Linked DNA regions of Homo sapiens: region 1 is linked to region 2. The links are chromatin contacts, found by Hi-C in ENCODE. All regions are on one chromosome and are shown on one strand. Each heading gives the region's core, a stretch centred on a gene start or an enhancer-like site at or near the end of the contact. The rest is flanking DNA. Distances are from core to core; before and after follow the strand shown. Region 1 has its middle 97 kb from the start of MAMDC2. Region 2 overlaps TRPM3 (transient receptor potential cation channel subfamily M member 3).

The links. Hi-C counts contacts between places; a loop is a spot of excess contacts on that map. Pooled maps may share reads with other maps.
Region 1: a loop to region 2 is called in a map of IMR-90, with 6 times the contacts of the local background. The contact joins two enhancer-like sites. A Hi-C loop is called at or near these places in 3 of 168 maps with a recorded cell type or tissue (IMR-90, PC-9 and endothelial cell of umbilical vein) and 2 of 50 pooled maps.

The regions. Positions count from the first base shown.
Region 1 is chr9:69,945,606-69,948,305 of GRCh38, reverse strand. No RefSeq gene overlaps it. Among named protein-coding and RNA genes, the nearest start is that of MAMDC2, 97 kb to the left of the region's middle. Within about 2 kb of position 1,350, at least 5 of the 41 ENCODE cell types and tissues checked have a DNase peak (open chromatin) inside an H3K27ac peak, as active enhancers do.
Region 2 is chr9:70,606,567-70,609,436 of GRCh38, reverse strand. The region is part of intron 19 of TRPM3 (transient receptor potential cation channel subfamily M member 3); the gene reads left to right. LOC107984011 (a long non-coding RNA gene) reads right to left here. Exons shown (of 3, transcript XR_007061572.1): 3 at 1,165-2,379. Among named protein-coding and RNA genes, the nearest start is that of KLF9, 190 kb to the right of the region's middle. Within about 2 kb of position 1,321, at least 8 of the 41 ENCODE cell types and tissues checked have a DNase peak (open chromatin) inside an H3K27ac peak, as active enhancers do.

The DNA.
Region 1 (2,700 bases), core at 101-2,600, 660 kb after region 2:
TTAGTGCAAGTAGTGCCTTTCACTGAGATCAGGCATGCAGAGAAGAACTGGATTGGGGAATGCAAAGGAGATAATGAGTTTTTGTCAGAACATATAAAGAATATATAGGTCAGGCATGATGGCTCACACCTATAATCCCAACACTTTGGGAGGCCAAGACAGGAGAATTGCTTGAGGCCAGGAGTCAGAGACCAGCCTGGGCAACATAGGGAGACTTTGTCTCTACAAAAAATTTTGAAAGGAAGACATTAGCTGGGCATGGTGGCATGAGCATCTAGTCCCAGCTACTCAGAAAGCTCAGGTGGGAGAACTGCTTGAACCCAGGAGGTCAAAGTAACAGTGAGCTACAATCATGACACTGCACTCTGGCCTGGGAAACAGAGTGAGACTGTGTCTCAAAGCAAATCAAAACAACAACAAAAAAGAATATACAATCATCCTTCGATATACATGAGGGATTCTTTTCAGGACCATTGCTACATTCTCAAGTCCCACAGTTGACCCCGCAGAACCCACATATAGGAAAAGTCAGCCCACTGTATACACAGGTTGCACATCCCTTGAATACTGTATTTTCAATCTGCAGTTGATGGAAAAAAATATAAGTGGACCTGCACAATTCAAACCCGTGTTGTTCAAGGAACAACTGTATAAGCCACACATGCACCAAAAAAAAAAAAATCTGTGCATTATAGTATTTATATACTCTAGACAGAGTCAGACAGCATGAATTTAAATCCTGGGGCTGCCAATTACTAGTTGAGCCACTTAGGACAAACGACTTAGATTTTCATTCCTTATTGTGTTCATTTTCATGTATAAAATGAACATTATAATACCTGCCTCATAGTGTTGCTGCGAGGCTTGATGGGCTGAACCACACAAAGCACTCAGCAAAGTGTCTGGAATTTACTACAGGAACAATAAATATTAGCTGTAGCCAAGATTACTTTTACATACCTACTTTCCATCTGGAGAAAATATCACCAACAATAAAGGTTTTGAAACTAGCTACCTAAATATGGTCTAATTCCTGTTTTCCACTGTAAATTTAAAATTCTTGTCAGTACAGTGCAGGATGGAAATAAGGTTGCTGGCAGGCTTGTACTTCTAAGACTTTCTCTTTTCTATTTGGTTTTGAACTCAGTAAGCCTATTTAAAACAGTTTCTAACCTTGATGCTGGAAATCAGTTGGAGATGTGGATAGATTTCAAAGCAATGTAGACATTTTGGGATGTCAAGGGGCTCTGGAAAATAATGTAGTCTGACCTCGAATTTTTGATGATGAAATTAAGACCCAAGAGGTTAAATGACTCATTTGAGGCCACACAAGCACAGGAAGAGCTGGGACTAAAATCCAGCCTCATGACACATACACTGGCCATTTCTTCTTCAGCATGACAGATTCTAGCATGACAGTGCAAAAAAATATTTATTGCACAGAATTTCAAATGTATATAATGAACTGAATCCCTCTGTAAAGATAAATACAAGATAGAATTAGGAATGAGAGACCGAAGCAAGAGTTCAAAAAATTAGTGTTGTTATAAATTTACTAAAATGATTTCTCAAAAAAAAGATGAATTATGATTTAACTAACATTTTAGACTTTTTAAAATGTATGTTTTTAGCAAGGAGTCTGACTACTTCACACATGGGAGTAGAATTTTCTTATATCCATGAACTATGAGCTGCCACTTTTTGAGTTTTCTTTTGAACACTTGACTTTTTTTTTCCTCTGCAACAGTCATTTACTTAATGCTGTACTCAAAATTATACATCCCAAAGAGATTCTATTTTGAAGACATCTGACTCAATGAACCAATGGAATGTTGAGGAGATGTTTATATGCCTTTTATAATTAACCCCATTTTTGTGGTTTGAGTTAAAAAGATTTAAACATCACACCTGGACAAATTATGTTGCAGTACTTGCATATAATTGTGTGAAACTAAATCAGTTTTCCGCTTAGCTAGAGGGAAAGACAGATATATGGTTTACTTTTCCATGTCATCTTTTCTGATGTAGGAAAGAGGAGACATAGGAAAAAGATAAACTGCAGGGCAAAATTGGAGGAAAAATTAAAATAACACTTCCCGATATTGAGAGAAAGGGATATAAATTTTTGTACTGAGAAAAGAAAGTATGCTTGGTAGATGTAACATTCAAGAGAAAAGCCAATCTAATAGAACTGGATTATGTTAAAAGGATTCTATTATCTCAAAGACTTGGTATCCATAGCAACTGAAACATTGCTATACTTACTCTTTCCATCCACCACGAGGGAAATAAACAGCCAAAGAGCTAGCTATTTCCTGATACCATTATATCACAGCTAATAAATTACCATCTGCAATGTCTTCACAAACCCTACTGTTGTTTTACTTTTAAAGCAGAACCAAAAAAAAAAAAAAAAGATGAAGAAATAAGAGAATGTAACCAAAACACAAAAATGAACAACCAGCCCACAAGGGAGGGTTGCAACAGTGCATCCAAGGAAGGAAGGAGAGAGTTACTCTCTGAACTTCCCTCAAGGCTGGCTGATGTCTAAGATAGAGAAGCAGTTTCCTGGGCTGCTGCCAAGCTACAAGTCACATACAAAGTCCATGTAGACTTTGTTGCTCTGAAAGGGAGTCCAGATCTAAGTGGGCCAACCTCAGACCCAGGCCCAGATATATACTAAACAGGATGCCCAATCAG
Region 2 (2,870 bases), core at 72-2,571:
ATTATCGAAATGTAAATATTAGATGTTTTCAGTGAGGTAAAAATTCAAATTTATCAATGTTAGGAAAAGAGAAAAATTCTCTCCCCCCAAAAATAACTGAGGCATGCAAAAATCGTTTCTATTCATATATTTTATACAGCTCTATATTATTTTTAACCTTGCAGAAAACAGCTTAGTGGTGACAAGCATGGACTTTGGAATCAGACAGCCTGGGTGGGAATCCCATCTGCACCTCTTACCATGTGCCCTCAAACAACTTAATTTCCCCTTCTGTCCACAGTTTTCTTAAGATGCCAATAATAGTAGTTCCGATTTTATAGGATTTAATCAAGATTAAATGTGTTAAAACATGTAAAGCACTTAGAACAGTTCCTTGACATATAAGTACAATGTAACTGTGACTATTGTTTCTTCTAGGCTATTCACGTTGCCCAGCAATAGATAATCAGTGTTGTGTTCATACATCCACTCAACAAAAATAATATCTTTCTTTTATTGAGCACCTACTAAGTTTGAGGCAATGTTCTAGGTACTATTATTTAAGTACTCTTTGTAATCCTAACAACTATTTTATCAAGATAATATTTATTTATTTAGGAGACAAACTCTTACTCTGTCACCTAGGCTGGAGTGCAGTGGTACAATCTTGGCTCACTGCAACCTCCATCTCCTGGATTCAAGTGAGTCTCATGTCTCAGCCTCCCGAGTAGCTGGGATTACAGGTGTTCACCACCACACCTGGCTAATTAATTTTTGTATTTTTAGTAGAGATGGGGTTTTGCCACGTTGGCCAGGCTGGTCTTGAACTGCTGGCCTCAAGCTATGGGCCTGCCTCAGCCTACCAAAGTGCTGGGATTACAGGCAATAACCACTGCGCCCAGCCCGAGATAATATTTTTGCAGCTATTTCACACCCAGGTCTGTCCTTCCTTTTATATTATGATTCCCCAACTGTTAGCTTAGAACAGGGCTTGGCAAACTACAGCTTTTGAGCCAAATTCAACCCATGGCCTGTGATTGTGGCCTGCGAACTGAGAATGGTTTTTACATTTTTAATAAAATTTGAAAAGGAATACTTGAAACACATATTCAAATTTTAGTGTCCATAAATAATTGGAACACAGGCAGACTCTTGATTTCTGTTAAAAGAAAAACTTGAGCCGAATAAATTTAAAGGAGTTTAATTGAGCAAATGAACGATTCGTGAATTGGGCAGTCTTCCAAGCCAGAGTAGGCTCAGAGACTCTGGCAGGGCCACGTGGTGGAAGATTTATGGACAGAAAAAGGGAAGTGGCATACAGAAAACGGAAGTGAGGTACAGAAACAGCTGGATTGGTTACAGCTCAGCGTTTGCCTTATTTGAACACAGTTTGAGCAGTTGGCTACATTTGATTGACCGAAACTCGGTGATTGGTCTTGTTACACCTTCATTTGTTATAGTTCACAATGTACAGAGAAAACTTCAGGCCGAACTTAAGGAGGCAGCTTTAGGCTAAATCTCATTTACCATTAGCAATAGGCTGACTGACTGCTTTTGTGCTACCACATCAAGTTGATGAGTAGTGAGAGACAGAGAGAGACTATCGGTTCTACAAAGCCTTAAAAGTTAACCAGTTGGCCATTTGCAGAAAAAGTTTACAGACTCCCGAGAGCAGAAATCAGTAGAAATAATAGTATCAATATCTCTAAAACGTCCATGATGACAAGGGAGTTTTGTTAGAAATGCAAATTTCTAGCCCCATCATAGACCCATGGAATCCAGTCTTCAGGAAGGAGCCTAAGAGGCTGTGTTAGTTTAACCAGCTTCCCAGGCGAATCTTATGATTGGAGACACTTGAGACACGCTGCTTTGCTTATGTCATTGGCAGCTTGTTGGGAGGCTGCCTCTTTGGCGGGGGGTGGTGGGGCCTGTGTGTCCAGCACACTTCTGCGTGGCTGACTGGATTGGCCTCAGCAAACCCATCAGACTGGATCCCCCAGATCTGTTCAATTGTGTTTACATGATTCTCCAAAATTCATCTTCACATATTGACAAAGCCCAGGCCTCGAGGAAGTGACTGGAAATAAGGTATGCCAGTCTTTTGAATCACCAGACATGCTTAACAGTACAATTCAATTTCAGATTGAAGGTCCCATGTGCTTTGGGCTGTGTTTTTCTCTGTAAGAGTATTTCTCACCAGATTTTCAAAAATGGTCTCTCCTACTCTCCCAAGTTTCTGAAAGGTAGGACACACTTCATTTCCATATAACCTCACTTCTGCATCGTAGCAAGTTTCTCTAGGAGCAGATTGGGTCCTCTTCTGGTCCAAGAAGAAAGGAGGCAGGGGTCCAACTGGCTCCTAGACCCTGCTTGTTTTGAGAGCCTATTTCAGGTATCCATCTGGAGAGGATTCAAATTCAAGGTGTGAAGTGGCTGCAGGTCAGAGGACACAGTGTGTGCTCTGAGTTTCTCTAGTAGTGACCAACTCTATCCTCTACAAGACCATGTGCCCCTCTGCTCTCCAGAGGTAGTAGAAAAAGGCCCAGGAAGAAGTGAGGAAGAGCAAAGCCCCACCAGGGATCCATAGCAAACTGTGTCAGGCTTTAGTGCTTGTGTTTGATAGTTAGTTTAAGAAGCATGAATCTTAGTTAATGGAAAATGCATAGAAAGAATATATGTTAATAAAATACAAATTCTTAGAGTTCTCCTACTGACTTACTTAAATAAGACTCACAGGTTCAAAAGCTTGGAAATTCTACATACAGGTTGCTAAACCTTACAGAGTATACATATATATATATATATACACACACACACACACACACACAATTAAAGCATGTCATGTCAAGATAATCTACAGCAAGGCTGCATGAATGTTGGTGAGTTCTATG